2 separate regions of the Mus musculus genome follow, and region 1 is linked to region 2. The links are chromatin loops, found by intact Hi-C in ENCODE. Cell type or tissue: heart. All regions are shown on one strand. Links, peaks and the distances in the headings refer to the core of each region. The heading gives the core; the rest is flanking DNA. Region 1 holds the start of Rab22a (RAB22A, member RAS oncogene family). Region 2 holds the start of Fam210b (family with sequence similarity 210, member B).

What was found. A loop is a pair of places that touch in the nucleus more often than their neighbours do. Peaks named below come from ENCODE experiments on the same cell type or tissue, not always from the same donor. Only the 100,000 strongest peaks of a DNase experiment are listed, where the experiment ranks them.
Region 1: a loop joins it to region 2, with 4 times the contacts of the local background. A loop is called at or near these places in 2 of 42 quality-filtered maps.

The regions. Positions count from the first base shown.
Region 1 is chr2:173,655,490-173,663,816 of GRCm38, forward strand. Rab22a (RAB22A, member RAS oncogene family) reads left to right here and starts at 4,356. Exons shown (of 7, transcript NM_024436.3): 1 at 4,356-4,652; 2 at 5,943-6,022. The coding sequence starts at 4,617. It also overlaps the pseudogene Ppp4r1l-ps. In heart, for the core only: no CTCF peak of the experiment used is centred there; a DNase peak (open chromatin) is centred at 4,312; H3K4me3 peaks cover 2,446 bases; H3K27ac peaks cover 1,980 bases.
Region 2 is chr2:172,342,656-172,350,982 of GRCm38, forward strand. It overlaps Fam210b (family with sequence similarity 210, member B), which reads left to right and starts at 2,922. Exons shown (of 3, transcript NM_025912.4): 1 at 2,922-3,192. The coding sequence starts at 3,007. In heart, for the core only: a CTCF peak has its summit at 3,286; DNase peaks (open chromatin) are centred at 2,196 and 2,866; H3K4me3 peaks cover 3,812 bases; H3K27ac peaks cover 5,401 bases.

The DNA.
Region 1 (8,327 bases), core at 141-8,140, 1.3 Mb after region 2:
TTTCAGGATGAAGAACACCTCTGATGACATTTTCTTTCCAATCTCCAGGGCCTCCTGACATTGTCTATCTGCCTCCTAGGAGCCCGAGTGGAAGGAGACTGCATCAGGCTATACGGGAGCCACTCTGGACTTGCTGCCCTACTCATCCACCCAGAGGAAAGAGTGAATGTCTTCATCCCCAGCAGCCACAGGAGACCAGACGTCAAGTGTGAGTAACTTGTCAAGGGTTGTTCAGCCAAGCAGTGGTCCTCAAACAATATTCTGCTCACTAAATCCAGCAGGAAAGACACCCCAACAGGTGGGTCCAGCTTAGCCACAAGCCACGATTGCACAGCTCCAACTCTGACAGTTTCATTTCATGGAGACATCAACAAAACACTTGCCCTGAGCCAAGTTCAGTCCTTCCTCGTGTTGCTAAAGTTTCACCAGCCCACATCCAGGCCCACGTAGATGTGCATATGTATGCACGTTTGCGGTCTATGGTGTGTGTGTGTGTGTGTGTGTGTGTGTGTAGTTTATGGTTGGTCTAGTATACAACGTTGGAGCCTACATCTGTGTCACATACCTTCTATCTGAAAAGCCAAACATTTTTACTATTTGGTCCTTCATGGGTAAATAAATATTGGTCAATTTCTAATTTAAAGGCTGGTCAAATGTCTGAGTTCAGCTCAAGTATTAGACTCCTCAATTAGCTCTTCAATTATTTCACTTGGCAGGGAGAGTTTAGTAAGAAACAGGTGCTAATATTTGGATCAAATTCACATTGTACAAAGAAAAACCTCAGCGCCTACATCTGTGGCTCAAGTTAGCATGCTGCCTGCAATGGGGTCCAGCATGGTTGCAGTCTCTGCAAAGAACAGCCACAGTGTGTAGGTGAGATATAGTGTGCTTTGCTCTGGAAGAAGTCTTTCACTCAGGATTGAACAACCACCACTCCCTCCAGCATTCAGATTCAAAGACTCTTATCTATATTCCACGGGCTGAGCTAATCCTATTTTCACCAAAGATCCAGACCTCATTTATTGGCACCTTGCTTTCCTCAAAAATAGAAATATGCCCTCTCCCAACTTCCTTCACTGCTACCTCTTGAAAACTAAACATCTGAAAAGAAATGCAGTCTCCTGAGCACTGATATATTTTACACAAGGGTCTTTTGAAGCTAAATGCAGCTTACAATACGCACAGCATATTCAGAATTGAAATCCAGCTTTCCAACTCCTCCTGCAAATGTCTGATCATTTGTGACACTCTCATCTCATTTTTAAAAACCTTTTACTGTGGGAAATTTCAAGTATGGAGAAATGAAAGGCTAGCCCCCAGCTATTAGCTTCTCCAAGCCTCAGCATCCCGCCATTGTACTGCTGGATCCCTCCTCCCAACATCTTGTTTACTATTTGTTATGGAGTTTGAAAGCTGATTTCACACACCAAGTCATTTCACTCATGAATGCTTATTGCTGTCAGGGCTCTTCCTTTGAAGAAAAACATGATACCATTATCACTGCTGAAAAAATAAATAGCAATTCTTAATATTACCTAATACCCAATCTCACTTCAATGCTTTTTCTTTTCACAGTGGTTCTGTTCAAGCGAGGATCCAAATATGACCACATACTGTGTGTTCTTGATTGGTCTCTTAGGTCTTTTTATATGTGCCACAGAGCCCTCTCATTTCCCATTCATTCATCCCTGGTATACATTTAAATACATTTAAATGCTAACTGGATGAACAGATCTTATCAACAGTCAGCCTCTCCACACTACAAGCAAACCCCAACATTGGAAACCCTCAGGCAGACTCTGAAGTGCCCTGCTCCCCCACTGCGCAACTCCACTTGAAAACTAGAGAAAGAGATGTCCCCTATGGACATTCTCAAGAGAATTCAGATCACTTCAACAAGCCAGTCCCAGAAAATGCCATCTTTTCTGTGCTGCTTTGGCCTGGAGACCCTGAATGATTTGGAAGCAAGGCACCCCCCTCATCATGCCTTCGTCTCGAGATTAGCCAAACTTAATCAAGAATCTTGAAGTAAATCAGACAAGCCTCAGGATCCATTACTGTTATCAGTAATGTAACTCTAACAATATTAATTTTTACCTAGGCCATTCAGGACTTGTCGTTTTAAAAAGGATAACCTGCATCATGCCCACAGGAACCTGACCTACACCAAGAAGCAGCAAGCCCTTTTCAGCAGCTCTCAGCGAGTGGAGTGGGTCATAACCCCTTTGTGGGTCAAACGACCCTTTCCCAAGGTCGCTTGTCAGAAAACCTCCATACCGGATATTCACATGACGATTCACAACAGTAGCAGAAACACAGCTATGAAGTAGCAACAAAACTCATTTTATGGATGGAGGCCTTCACAACAGGGGGAACTGTACTAAAGAGTCACAGCACTAGGAAGGTTGAGAACCCAAAGGCTTAGACAAACTGCCCAAGGAGAGGATAGATAAGATACCACCTCAAGTGCAGGCCCGCCCCAGCTACTGGGCGAAGAGCATTTGTAAGGCAGTGTGCACAGTAAAACAGAGAACAGAGTCAAAAGGAACCAACTTGTTGTCTTCTTTAACATCCATGGCACACCAGATGAGAGACACTGACCGCTCCAATTCTCAGCCTTCTCTAGAAGACAGGCTAATCCCACACACTTCCCAGGGTAGCAGCCAACATTTACTGAGTGTTTACTATGCACAAGGACTCATGTCACCTTCTTTGATGGTTTAATCTTTACAAAATCCCTCATTATGCAGCCCTGGCCCAGCCTGGAACTCACTCTGCAGACCAGGCCGGCCTCGAATCCATAAGACTTAGGAGGTAGGATGCTACTCTGGTGGTTTTGCAGAGGAAACGACCAATGAGGCTCTAAGCGGTATGGTGACCTGCCCCAGATCCCACTGCAACTGGAGTGATCCAGGACTGCACCTGAGGGCTGACTCAAGGGCCAGGCCTCTTCACCACTCACTTTTCTTTTCTCTCCAAGTGTCATGCTACACTAATAGAGTTGACACACACACACTCACACACACACACACTCAGGGATCAAATGTGCTCAACACTGCAATGGTCTACCAAACATTCTCAGTCAACATCAACTCCTGTCAGGGAGTTTCAGGTAGGGAAGGGAAGGGGACAGAAGTAACTCCTAGGGCTGGGACTCAGGAAGCCCCAGTTGACTGTGGTGATTTGTGTCATCTGAGGTGATTTGACCTCAACCACCAGCAAGCCTCCCTGGGTTTTTTTTTTTTTTTTTTCCTGCTCCCCTCTGGCTTGTGAGGGAGATCTAGTTCATCTTTGTAAATTCATAAGCCCAACAAATGGCCCGAGCAAGTAGAGGTAGGCGCTGAAAAACTATATTGGATAGACAAGCCAAAGCTTCGTTTGTCCATTAGCCACAAATTGGAACTTGCACTTCGAAGGTGGCATCTCTCTCAGCTACTGTCTCTTAAAATAATTCCAGAGAAGAAGTGGAGGCTGAGAAGGGTCAAGTGGAAGAGACCCACTCAAAACATGGAAAGCAGTGGGCTCCATGAAGACATGGAGCTGGCCAGGCCCACAAGTAGGGCGTCACTCCCAAGCCCTAACTAGGAACCCAAGGAGGTTCCTCCCAGGTTGGGATTGGCTTTCCCTCTCACAGCTCCTAGCGCAGCCAGAGGAGAAAGTGACAGGAAGACAAAGTTTCCAACAGACCCAAGTCCTAGCCCAGGAGGGAAGGGCACCTGAGAAGAAGCGGGCTCGAGATAGGCTCGACCTGAGGCTCCTGTCCCGTCTAAGTGCACCCCACAGTCCTCTGGGAGGGACCCAAGGAGGGGCGGGGCGCCCCAACTGTTACTTACAGTCCTCTAAGTCATCCTGCAAGTCCACAAAGTACAGAGGGATCTCTGAAAAAAAATCAAAAGACACACAAGGAGCTACACGGGGCTGCGCGGGCGGCGAGTCCCGGGCTCGTGCGGAGGTGGGGTGAGGGGGGCTCTCGGGGAGGGGAAGGGGAGCCGTCGGAGACCCCTGAGCCTAGACCCCACTCACCCGCCATCTTAGGATGTGCCAGAGGGCGGGGCTGGAGGCGGGGGCGAGCCCAGAGGCCACGCCCATCCCTCGCGCTCCGCCCACCAGCCTGGCCTCACTCACCCGCCGCCATCTTGGGACGGGTGGAAGGTGGAGCTAGAGGCGTGGTAGCTTCAAGATTACGCCCCATCCCGCCCCGCCCACTCCTTAGAGAAGATGGGGCTGAGGCGGAGCTGGAGGGTGGGGCGACGCTGAGGCTCCGCCCATTGGTGCTCCGCCCACCCGCCTGTGAGCTGCGAGCCGGCCGCCCCGCCCTCGCGGAGAAGGTGGCTGCCGAAGTGGGCGGGGAGGTCAGGTGACCCAGCTGGCGTCCCAAGATGGCGGCGGCGGTAGCGCCCGGGAGGCCAAGGCGGTGTCCCGGCTGTTGAGGTGACTCCGCCGGACAAGTGACGGGGTCGGCCGGACCGGAGGGCGGCGGCGGACGCACGGCCGCCCGGAGTGCTCGGCCGGGACTTGGCGGTGAGGCGGCGGCGCCGGGGGATGCTGGTGCTGGGCCGGGCCTCTCCCTCCTCAACTTAGGGCGGCGGCGGGCCCGCACCCCTGGTTCCCGGGCCATGGCGCTGAGGGAACTTAAAGTGTGCCTGCTCGGGGTAAGTTGCAGCGGGCGGGGTCCGGAGGGTCGCGGAGGCCGGGCGGGCGGGCCCCGGCACTCCAGGGCCCCTTGCACCCCTTTACGCTCAGCGCGGGACGCAGCCCCCCACAGACCCCTTAGGGCGGCGGGACCAGCAGGCTGTGCCCCACCCAAGGCCCCCAGGTGTCAGGGTGGCCCCCGGCGCCCCGGAGCGACGCCCTCTTTCCATCCCACAGTGAAGTAGCCCACAGGTAGTTTCCTTCCAACTTTGCGAGGGACACCTTTAAAGTTAGACAAGTTTCTGAAAGTTAACCCTCCCCAGCAGGGCTTTGGGTTTTATGCGCACACTTGGCCTCCTTTCAGCAATGTGGGATGGTTTTGAACTTTTGGGACGTCTTTGACACTTCTGCAAGAGTTACTTTCCATTAAAGTTCACTCTTCACTAGAACAGGGAGGAGTTACCAGGACTTTGAAGGTTCAGCTTCCGGTCCTCTCACAGTAGTTTGGCCTTTTCAGAGCCTTCTAATGATCTCCTTCCTGAGTTTCTGTTTTAATGACTGAAAAAAAAAAAATTCCAATAACTACATGGTTTTTGCCCCTTAGCAGGGTGGGGCTAGGGTTCATCCCGATTACTCCGCAACTTGGGAGCGCATAGTTTTACTGGTATATGTTAAAAGGCCAGTGAGTCCAGTCACCTTTCACACAGGACAGGCATTGAAGAGGCCTTTTTACTTTGGGAGGGAGCAGGAGTTCAGTCTTAGAGACTAAACCTAAACCTTGTACATCCTAGGCAAGTCCCGCCACTGAGTTGTGTGTCCCCAGTTTGCTTGCTTCTATTTTTTTAGCAGGATCTCCAGAAGTTGCCCAGGATAGCCTTGAAATCTCAGCCTCAGCAGGCCTTGAACTTGGAACCCTCCTGCCTCTGCCTCCCAGATTTGCTAAGATCGCAGTCCTGTAGCACTAGGCCGTCGTAGGTCTTTCCGGAGGTCCTAGTGTCACTTAAGAACTGCAGAATCCTTCCCCAGTACTTTCAAGATGGTTTCTCACTAGTTGGCCATGACTGGCACTGTGCTCAGTTCTTAGGCTAAGAAATCTGCCTGCTTCTGTCTCCCAGGTACTGGAATGAAAAGCATGCGCTCTGGCCCCGTAATATAGTTACTTCACTGACTTATTACAGAAGCCTGTTGTGTCTCTCCATCTGCAGATGGAAATGCTTTTTCTGCAGTCCTCCACTTTAGGCTACAAAGTAGTCTTGGGTGTCTACAAATAGGTTAGTTTTTCCTCAGTGCCCCATCTTACTCTCTTTCAGGATACGGGTGTGGGTAAATCGAGCATCGTGTGGCGGTTTGTGGAAGACAGTTTTGATCCGAATATCAATCCAACCATAGGGTAAGAGAACAAGTTTATTTACTGTATACGTCTATCCCAGAGTTCGTGGAAAGTCATCGCAAGCAGGAACGTGTGACCGGGTGTAACTCCTGTTGTCCTGAACTTGATGAAATTTTGAATTGCTGGGTCTTGACATTCCCAAAATGATTTGAGAGAATACAGTGAGGTTTACTGTATCCTAGGAGAATATCTTCAGACTTTGGGAATAAGAACTTCAACAATGAAAAAGAATCAGTTGACATAGGAGTTTACAGACCCAGTTACACCTTGAAAGAGAGCAGATGAAAACACGTTCCGATGCAGGTCTTTGGGGGGGCATACCCAGTTTTGGTCCTTGAAAAGAAGTAGAATTGAATTCAAACCCTTTTGAACTGGTGACAGCTTTAAATTAATGAATTAACTTAAAAATGGTCTGGTTTGGGGTTGTTTGGTTGATTAGGCTTTGTTTGGGGGGCTTTTTTGTTTTTTGGGTATCTGGTGTTTTTTTGTTTTTTGTTTGTTTGGTTGGTTTGGTTGGTTGGGGGTTTTTTGGACTGTTGAAGTTGACTAGAGAGTTCTCGAAGACTTCATTATTTTTGATTAGGTGCGCGTGTGTCTGAGTGGAAGTCTGTGAGTGTGAATGTGAGTGCCCACCCTTGAAAGCCAGAAGCGCGGGGTCCGCTGGACGTGGTTATGAACTGCCTGCTGTGGGTGCTAGGAACCAGATGGACCCTCCAGAAGAGCGCTGTGGTTTACCTGCTAAGCCATCTCCCCAGCTTCTTACAGACTGAACAAAAATCTTTTTAACTACTTAACTGTCACAGGGAGAGCATGGGATTAGCCCTAATTTTTCTCTTTGAGAGCATGAGCTTTGTAGGATCTACTACTATGTTAAGTTTGTACAACTAGGTAATGACTAGACACTTCCTGACAGTCAACGGGTTTTCTATCTGTAAAGAAAAGTTGTATGTGGTTCATCATCAGGATGAGATATGGCTTTGTGCCACAAAGGGAAACACTTTACAACTGTGGGAGAGACTTCACAAGACTGCTGCTTGAGAGTGTGTTAAAATCTCAGGGTCTCGTATGCATGTGGAGGCATGGAGATGAGATCCACCACTATGTCTGCAGTGAAGACAGTACCCTTGCAGAAGAATTGGGTGTGTCCGTGTGCTTCCAAGTATCACCTCCTGCTCCTCAGGGCTTGTCGGCACCTGCACTGCACTGCAAGGTGGCGAGCAGAGCGGAGAAGCACTGATGAGTCAGTGAATGACACACTTCACGCACAGCCTTTCAGAACCTCAGAACCCACAAGTGCTAAGACACCGCCTCCTTCACTATCAGACGAATAGAGAGAAAAACTAAGAGAACCTTCCTTGCCTTGGTTCAGTCAGGCTCTCACTGTGTCAGACTCATATTTTATAGGAAAGACTACAAAGTCCCCTCCTCCTCTATCTTTGCTTCCTTGTTTCTGCCTCTAAAGGCTTCCTCCCTTATGAGTGACGGCCCAGTGACCCCGTCCTCTCTGGAATGCTGAGTTCCCAGCTTTTCATCACTTTCTCTTTCCCACCATTCGGCTGCCCTTCTGCCCTGCTGTCATCCAGCAGCATCACAGCCTAGTCCTGTGCTTAAGCTGGAAGAGAACACACCACTTTCTTAGCAGTTACTCTGTAGCCATTGTCAGCACAGTTCTACCCACCATGTCACTGAATCCACCTTCTCTGGCCCTGGGAACCACTGCAAACCCAGCAAGCCCAGTGAGTATTTTTCAAAATGTTTATTCGTTTATTGGGTACTGTCTTAGTTAGGGTTTTACTGCTGTGAACAGACACCATGACCAAGGCAAGTCTTATACAAAACATTTATTTGGGGCTGGCTTATAGGTTCAGAGGTTCAGTCCAGTATCATCAATGTGGGAGCATGGCAGCATCCAGGCAGGCATGGCACAGGCAGAGCTGAGAGTTCTATGTCTTCATACAAAGGCTGCTACTGGAAGACTGACTTCCAGGCAACTGGGGTGAGAGTCTTAAGCCCACACCCACAGTGACACACCTATTCCAACCAGATCACACCTATTCCAGCAAGGTCACACCTCCATATGGTGCCACTCCCTGGTCCAAGAATATACAAACCATCACAGGTACCAACCATGTGTCAGGTATTCTGGGTGCTGGTGATTTAAACCTGGTGTCAGCAAACTGTAGCTGTCTTCTGCCTTCTCTCTTGGTAAATAAAATGTTACTGAAGTACTCACCCCTGCCTCAGCTGTTCTCAGGCTGTCCTGACCAAAGGCAGGAGTCCTGTGGCACACAAAGCCTGACATTCT
Region 2 (8,327 bases), core at 97-8,096:
GACAGGAAAGCACAGCCACCTGTGTCAGCCTCTCCAAAAATAACTCCAGTTGAAACGTTACCTGATGCGAGTACCCGAAGTGCCTGAAATGCCTTCCGACCTCAGATGCTATTTGCGTTCTGTTTGTATTTCTGATGCAGAAACATCTTGGAGAATTTGAGACTACCTCATAGCTGCTTACTGTACTCCGATGTGGTCAATGATGTGCCGGAGAGTTCTGTTACGGAGGGGAAGCCATTCCGCCAAATGAGTAGTGTGCGTGTTGGAAGGGTGTCTCCGTCCTCATGGCATGAAGCTGGAGTGTGTGAGTGTGGGAAGGATGCTGTCCTCCACGTGGCGCAGAGCTCCTAAGTGTGAGTTACTACTAGCCGTGGGGGGTTATAGAGGGCAGAAGGGAGGAAGAGCCCTTTCACTTGCCGTATTCTGGACACACCTGTACTTGGGTGTGTACATTCAGAGCATCTACACACACACATTATTGATCATACGAATGAATGGTCAAATGGTCAATATGAACGAATGGTCAAAGGCTGGCCATTCCAACACACTGTTCCTCATCCTCTGTTAAATTTAAAGGGAAAAATTTAAATGTATTTCTCTCTCCCCCCAAGAACCATAAAGCAGAAATCACAAACTCAGTTCCTAGGAAGCCAGAGCGGGAGGCCTGAGTGAATAAAGGAGACCCAGACACAAGAGCATTGTGGGACCTAGGAGGCCCTCCAGATGAAGTGCTGGGAGCCCTCTCTGACACCTTTGAGACATTCCGGATCAAATGCCCTCTCCTTTTGTGCACCAGGCACTAGGTAACAGCCCACTCTAACATTTGTGTCAAGACTTCTCCCAACAGTCTTACAAGAGGAACTCTTAGGGTGTCTTCAATTTACAAGCGAAAAGGTGAAGCTCAGAGAGGCTGAGCCACTGACTCCAGGTCACACAGCTGGAGTTGCAGGACCAATGTGACTGAGGACTATACCTTTATTTTTTTTTGGAGGGGGGGGTTCGAGACAGGGTTTCTCTGTGGCTGACCTAGAACTCACTTTGTAGACCAGGCTGGCCTCGAACTCAGAGATCCACCTGCCTCTGCCTCCCAAGTGCTGGGATTAAAGGCATGCGCCACCACGCCCGGCTTAGGACTATACCTTTAACTCATCTTTATAGCTTGAACACCCTGAGCAGAAGCAGTCCACACAGGATCAGTCTGCCTCCTTCAGACACTGGTACCGGACTACCACAAACAGAGCTCAGGCATAACCAGCGTGGTTTCTGACTCTGAGAGCTCTGCCAAGCTGGAATCCAGCCAGCACATCTTGAGAATGTTAGCTTTATACATTTTATTCTTTTGGGTCAAGGAGACTGAGCTTGGGGGCTGGTCTGGAGCTCCTGCCTCTACTTCCCAAATACTGTAGTTATAGGCTGGGCCACGGTGCCTGTCCTGGGGACCGCTGGCATTGTTTCACTGAAGTATGATTGCTCTGCATAAAAGTGAGCTTTGCTTATTGTGGTGACCCTCACTGCCCTGTCAGCCCCCTGCTCCTTGAATCCCCGCCCAAATCCCACTCACAATCCTAGATAGCCGCTGACCTTTTTGGGGGGGGGGGTCCAGAATTTTGCCTGTGAACTTTGCATTCTCTGAAGATGAAATCCTCCTGCATGTTGTGTTTGTGGCTGGAATTTTCCATTTGGCAAAGCAGTCCTGAGACTTGTCCCTAGGATGAAGGTGTTCACGCCTTACTTTAAAAAAATTTTTTTATTATTATTGCATGGGAGGGAGCATGTGTACAGGCCAGAGGAGCACTTTGTGGAGACTGTGGCTCTCTCCCCCCACCTCCCAGCCCCCACCCCCACCTTGCCTGGGCCCCAGGGTGGAACTCAGCTTGGATAGCAAGTGATCCACAGATGGAAGTTCCATTCTCCAGCTGACAGATATCTGGACTGCCCTGCTATGAGTATTGCTGTCTTCTGAGCATGTGTGTAGGACAGGTTCTCCTGGGGTCGAGGCTGGCCTTGAACTCTTAATCCTTCTGTCTCAGCCTCCTGGGTGCTTGAGTTACAGATCTGCACCACCATGTCAAGATAACAGTTTACTATTATTTCTTTAAGTTATAAGAACAGAAGGGTTAATTTTGGCTCATGGGCCTAGAGGTCCAAGGTAGAGGGGCCACATCTAATGCCAGCAACGCCTTCCTGTGGGCCCAAGTCCCCAGGCAGTGCATAGTCACCAGGTAAGAGAGAGTGCCCTCTTGTCAGATTTTAGTCCGACAGAAATGTGAGTCTTTGCTTCTCTTGAGACACTATGGGAGCGGAGTTGCTGACCAACCTGGTTTGTGTACTTTTAACTATCTGTGAAAGTACAAAACTTTTCTCCACAGTGGCTGCTTTCATGTTCACAGCCGCGATATAGTAGGCTCATTTAGAGGGCTTCTTCAAGTGAGAGTTAACCTCTATAGTTCCTTTCTTCTTTAAAGCATTCACGTAAGCATCAGTCTTCCAGGTTTCACCCATTCGGCTGAGAGGAAAAACAAAGAATGCATTAGCCCTCGCTTGAAACAGCCGCCAGCCGCGCTCCACAGTCCGGAAACTCAAAATCCTGGAAAGTTCTGAGAAAATGCATTCCACAAAGAACTGGCCTGAGGTCCTGAGAACTAGGCTGATAGACTTGGCAGGTCCCCAGCCCCGCCCACTCCGCTTCAGGAGGCGGAACTTAGCCAAGGAAGCGGGGCTGAGGGGCGGGAACAAAAGAGAGCGAGCGTCTCCAGATGCCCCACCCACTCATGGATAGGCTGCTTCTGCGGAGGGCGGAGCTGTTGGGTGGAGCCCAAAACCTGCGCTCCGCTATAGAGCCCCGCCTATCCCACGCTCAGCTCCGCTCCGGGGGCGGGCCCTAAAGGTGTTGGGGCGGGGCCTGTCGGGGGGTGGAGCTCGAGGCCCCGGTCTCGGCCCCGCCCACCGCGCTGTGTTGGAGCTGATTCCCGAGTGGGCACACTGGAGCTGCGCTCGCGGCGCGCCATGGCCGGGCTGTTGACGCTGCTTGGCCCGGCAGGAAGAGTGAGCACCCGGCTGCGGCCCCTGGCCCCTTGGCTCCTGGGAACCGCCACCTCCTGTGCTCCACCGCTCTGGGCCTTAGCCTTGTCCCATCCGGTTCCGGACGCCCGACTGCTGCGCACGGCCCGCGGGGACTGTCTCAGCCGCCAGGTAAGACTCCCCACAGCCACTCGGACCCTGATCCCCAAGTGGCCGGAGCGCCGTGCCAGGGCCAGCCCCAATGGACAATTTTTACATTGCACCTGACCGAAACGGGTCACCTCCGGGGTCCCTGAGTTCTCAGATTCCTAGAATCCGAGAAAAATCTCTTTCAGTTAGCAGCCGGAGAAACTGAGGCTAGGAGTGGAATGGTGCGCTGCCCAAGGTCATGGAGTCGCCCGCCGAGCCCCAGTTTCGAAAGCCAGAACAGTGGCGTTACCGAGCCGATCGCAAGGGGCCTGAATTCTATATGAACTTCCAGTCCGGCCCCTGGACTTGTTCCTTTTGAAGTTCAGTTGAGGCCTGGGCACTGGGCCCAGGAGGCGGCATCGCCGGTGCCGCCGGTACATCTACCGCTTCCCTGTGCTCCTTGCGCCACCCTTTTATCTAGCTGGAAGAGCAGGCTCAGAGCAGGCAGTCCATCCCGTTTTGTTGTGGTTACTTGCCCTGAGTGCTCAGAGTGAAAACCAGCTTCCATTCAGACAGCAGCATATCTCAAGTAGGTCTCAAAAAAAAAAAAAAAAAAAAAAAAAAGCAGGAGTTCAGAAGTAGTAGATCGGAAGCGTCGAGGTCTGGGGGAGTCTGAAAGAAAGATCACTGCCATGAATCGGGCAGTTCTGAGTACTGTCTGCTCCCGTGGCTTTTCAGTTAGGGATTGGTCGCTTTCCTTGAGTGCCGAGCACAATGATGGAAGGACTTCCTTCCCCTCTCTCCTGCCTGACAGACAGGACACTGGCCTCAGCTCTGCTCCTGAGCACAAGTCAGGATACTCACAGCGTACCGTGCTTCAGGGCACCGCATAGCTTCCCTCTCCTCCAGAAAGTCTTCCCTGACTACCAGTAGTGTGCCCCCCCGCCCTATACTGTCTCTTCTCTAGCGCTCAGATCTTAGCTGCCTTCACGATCTGGTACAACCTCTCACCTTGTTCTGCCACATCAGCCCTGTTGGTAGCCTAACCCTAACCCTAACCCTAACCTTAAACACACACTCTGCCTTGACAGGTGTGTTTACAGCAAGGATAAGTCTGGTCTCAGGCTCATAGGATCCATGTCTCTGCTTGCTAAGTCAATCACTTTGATCAAACGCTATCCCTTTTCCATGTCTGTAAAATGAGATGTTACTAAGTCATTTCCCAGAGGGTGAATGTGATAGGCGACAGCATGCTAGCTGGCATCTGGTACATCATGGCTGACACCAGTGATTTCTGTCATCCGTGTCACACCGCCCAGGGCCTCCAGAGCCCAGGAGCTGAGCTTGTACTTCAAAAAGGATACTCCTCAAGAAGCCAACTGTGGGGGAGGGACCTGCCCTGGGACTCAGTCCGGCATTCCCACTCCACCTCCAACCTGCCTGCCTTCACTGGGAGGCCAGCTGGGGTCTCCAAATGTTCTAGATAGTAAATCAAGTGTCTTGAGTGACATGTCAACCTCTTGCCTACAGCAAGGACTGCACTGTGCCAGAGATGGGGAGATACGCCACACAAGGAGCCCTTTCAGAGCTCAGGGTTCAGGGTCACATAGACCAAGTGAGTGGAGGCCACTTGTGACCCTGGGGGGGGGAGGGGGAGGAGTTCGTATGCAAGTGGCTTGCTGGCTGGCGTCCCTTATCTAATGAGCAGCATCCCTCCTGACTCACTCCTTGCTTGTCTTGGTGTGTCTCCTCCCTAGGTTTCACTGTTTGTTCTCTGCTCCCTAAAGTCAGAGTCTTCTTAGAGGTCTGTCCGTCTGGTTTGTTGCAATGTCCCTGCTCTGGAACACTCTGACAGGCACAGTGCTGGGTCTGGGATTGGGCTGTGCTGCCTCTGGCTATGTGCTCACACACACACACACACACACACACACACACACACACACCCCGGACTTTGCAGATCCTCTTCTGTTCATGGGGATATTGTGAGGATTGCACTAAACTAAGATTTTCATGGCACTCAGAACACGGCCCAGTACAAAGTCAACACATACGGTACTTATCAAATGGATGGGAGCAAGTGTTACCACACAGCGTGATCAACTCAATCAACCTTCTTTTTCTAATATGGCTTCCTCTGGTTGTTTTGAGACAAGGTCTCCTGTATTCCAGCCAGGCTGGCCTTCAACTCAATAGGCTTGAACTTCTGATCCTCCTGCCTCCACCTCCAAAGGACTATAGGCTTACACCGCCAAGCTGGGTTGATACTGTGCTAGGAAATGAGAGTATTGCATGTGCTAGACGCTCTACCACTGAGATGCATCCCCGCCTGAGCACTTTGAGGTCAGTGTGTCAGTGTGTCAGGGAAGTCCAGAGCCCTTGCAGGTGGCAAACAGCAGTACTTCGTGGGGAAAGAGTATCTACCGGTGCCCCATTGCTTGCCAGCCACTCTCATGAATCCCTTTGCTTCAGCTTCTTTAAATCCCTCTAGGACTTGGAAGAAAAATGCATGGTCCTTCATGTCTTGCCAGAATGGTCATTCCCTACAGGAGAGACTTTTCTAGATGTTCTGGTTCTGGGGGACAGGAAGAAAAGCTGCCTCGGCTTTCTTTTATTGGCCAGCCCTTACCACTCCCCCCTCCCTGAGACAAGCACTCCCCTACTAAAAAGCTCACAGGGGCTCTGGTCCCTTCTGATAAGTAATTCTCTCCTCCCCTGGGCTGCAGATGGGGTGGCCAAGCTGATAAGACAATCTGCAGACCATCCCAGTGCCCGCACCTCCATTAGGCCAATGTCAGTCAAAAGCCCATTGACACTTGGCCCAGGCAATCTCAGTTATGGCCCAGTCTCCGTGCCCCAGAACAGCCACAGCTGTCTGCTGAGGCCCCCTTTGTCTCATACTCTCAGGTTTGGCAAAAGGCCTTCTGGCCCAGAAGGGAGAATAGAAAGGCAGCCAGACTTCCAGCCAGAAAATAAACAGTAGCTTCTACCAGGCTAGAGGAGCAAACATTAGGGCCAGACATTTGTTTGTTTTAGAGAGGGGAGGAGGCTGGAGAGATGATCCTGTGATTCAGAGCACTGTCTGCTCTTATAGAGGACATGGGGTTCAATTCCCATCACCCACAGGACAGCTCACAACTCTCTGTAACTCCAGTTTCAGGGGAATCTGAGGCCTCTGGTACATAGATATACATACGTGCAGATAAACACCCAAACCCATAAAATAAATACTAAAATTAGATAGGGGAGCCTTGCAAAGCCCAATGGAGATACAGTTTGCTTAGGACTTGAAGGCTACAATGCAGAGAGACTCATGAAGGATTTCCATCTAACATGAGGGATGGACACATCCACACTCCCTCCCTGTAGCACATCCTGCTAGCGGGGCCAGCGCAGAGGCCGGGTGAGCCAGGGCTTTCTTCTCTAAGTTTAGTGATTACCTTCCAGGCACCTCCAGACATGATGATGACAAGGCCCAGTCCTCAGGCCTTTACCCAGATCTGCAAAAAATCAAGGTTGGGCTCACAGGCAGAGGGACAAAGAGAAGGGTCCTCTAGCTGCCCCCTGCTCTGAAACCACAGAAAGTAGGATTTGTGCACTTGGGGCTGGCGAGGGACATGGGAGGGTGCTGAGCCTTATCCCACGAGTAGGAAGTGAGGACCCAGAGCTGCAGCAAGTGGCTGTGTAGGTGCAGTTTGGGGACTCCTGCTCAAAACACAGTAGTACCATTTCCCCCTCAGTAGGGGAGTCCTGTGCCATCCCTAGCATTCTGGTGCATCCACTTCCTTGCCTTTGCAGAGTTGCTCTGCTGCAAAATCAGGGAGCAATCTGCCCAGCTGCAGGATCAATAACCAGAGGTGGCATCGAGAGCCAAAGACTCAAAAAAAAGCCTTCGGTCAGAAGCATTCTCTTGCAGAGGTGTGTTTTGTCTAATCCAAGTGTGGCTGTGACCTCTGTTGTCTGATCCAAAGTTCCCAGGCTCAGAAGATGATCCAGCGCATGTTAAGATCGTCCCATGTGAGCAGCCAGGTGGCTTGGCGGGTACACTTCTTTCTTGCCTTGCACACCTGGCAACACTGAGCCCAATTCCAGTTCCCGCTGTGTGGTTTGAATGAGGATGTCCCCATAGGCTCAGACATTTGAACACTTGGTCGTGGTTGGTGGCACTGTTTGGGGAGTTGCAGCCTCTCCGTGGGCGTGGCCTCTGGGTTTCTGGTCCTCCCCACGTCCAGTTTGTTCTATGCTTCCTGATACGGTATCTCAGCTTCCTGCTCCCACTACCACGCCTGCCGCTTGCTGCCACCGCACCAGGATGGATTCATCTGTCGGGAACCGTGGGCCAAAATGAACTCTTCCACAGCTTGCTTTTTGGCCACGGTGTTTTATCACAGCAGCAGAAAAACAAATATTACACAGACACAAAGGTGGGGGAAGAGAATCCACTCTACAAAGTCGTCCTTTAACTCCATGTACATACTGTGACATGCATGCCTGTGATGCCTGCCTGTGTGCCCGTGTACACACACACACACACACACACACACACACAGATTGGCTAATTTCTTCCCCCACCCTGGTCAGTATTTTGTCCAGGACTCGGCCTGCCCTACCGTGTTTCCTGTCTCAGTAAAGGCTCATGGCTGTTGGAGCTCCATCCTGTTCAGCCCTGCTCCCCTCTCGGGATAGTGCGGACCTGGTGTTGTGTGCTCACACCACAGACTCGGATGGTCTGAGCTGTCACATTAGCCACTTTTCTCATTTCGGTGACCAAATATTGTGCAAAAGCAGCATTAGGAAGGAAGGACTCATCGTGGCTGGGCTTTGAGACTATTCCATCTTGGTGATATCATGGGGTCAGCCCATCCAATTGCCTCTGCCGTCAGAAAGCAGAGAGACATCAACGCAGGTGTTCAGCTCACTTTCTTCTTATTCAGCACCAGAGCCCTGCCCAGGGAATGGAGCCTCCCACATTCATGGTGGGTCTTCCCTCCTCCTTGGAAAAGCTCTCACAGACCTACCCAGAGGTGTCTCCTAAAGCTATTCTAATCAAGTGTCACACTTCTGGCCTTGATAACAAGCCTGTGTCGCTCCTCTGGTGCTCAACACATTTATTAGCTCCCTCGCTAGAGGTCCGAAGTCTAAAACTTGCTTCACTGGGCTAAGGTCAAGGTCACAGCTGG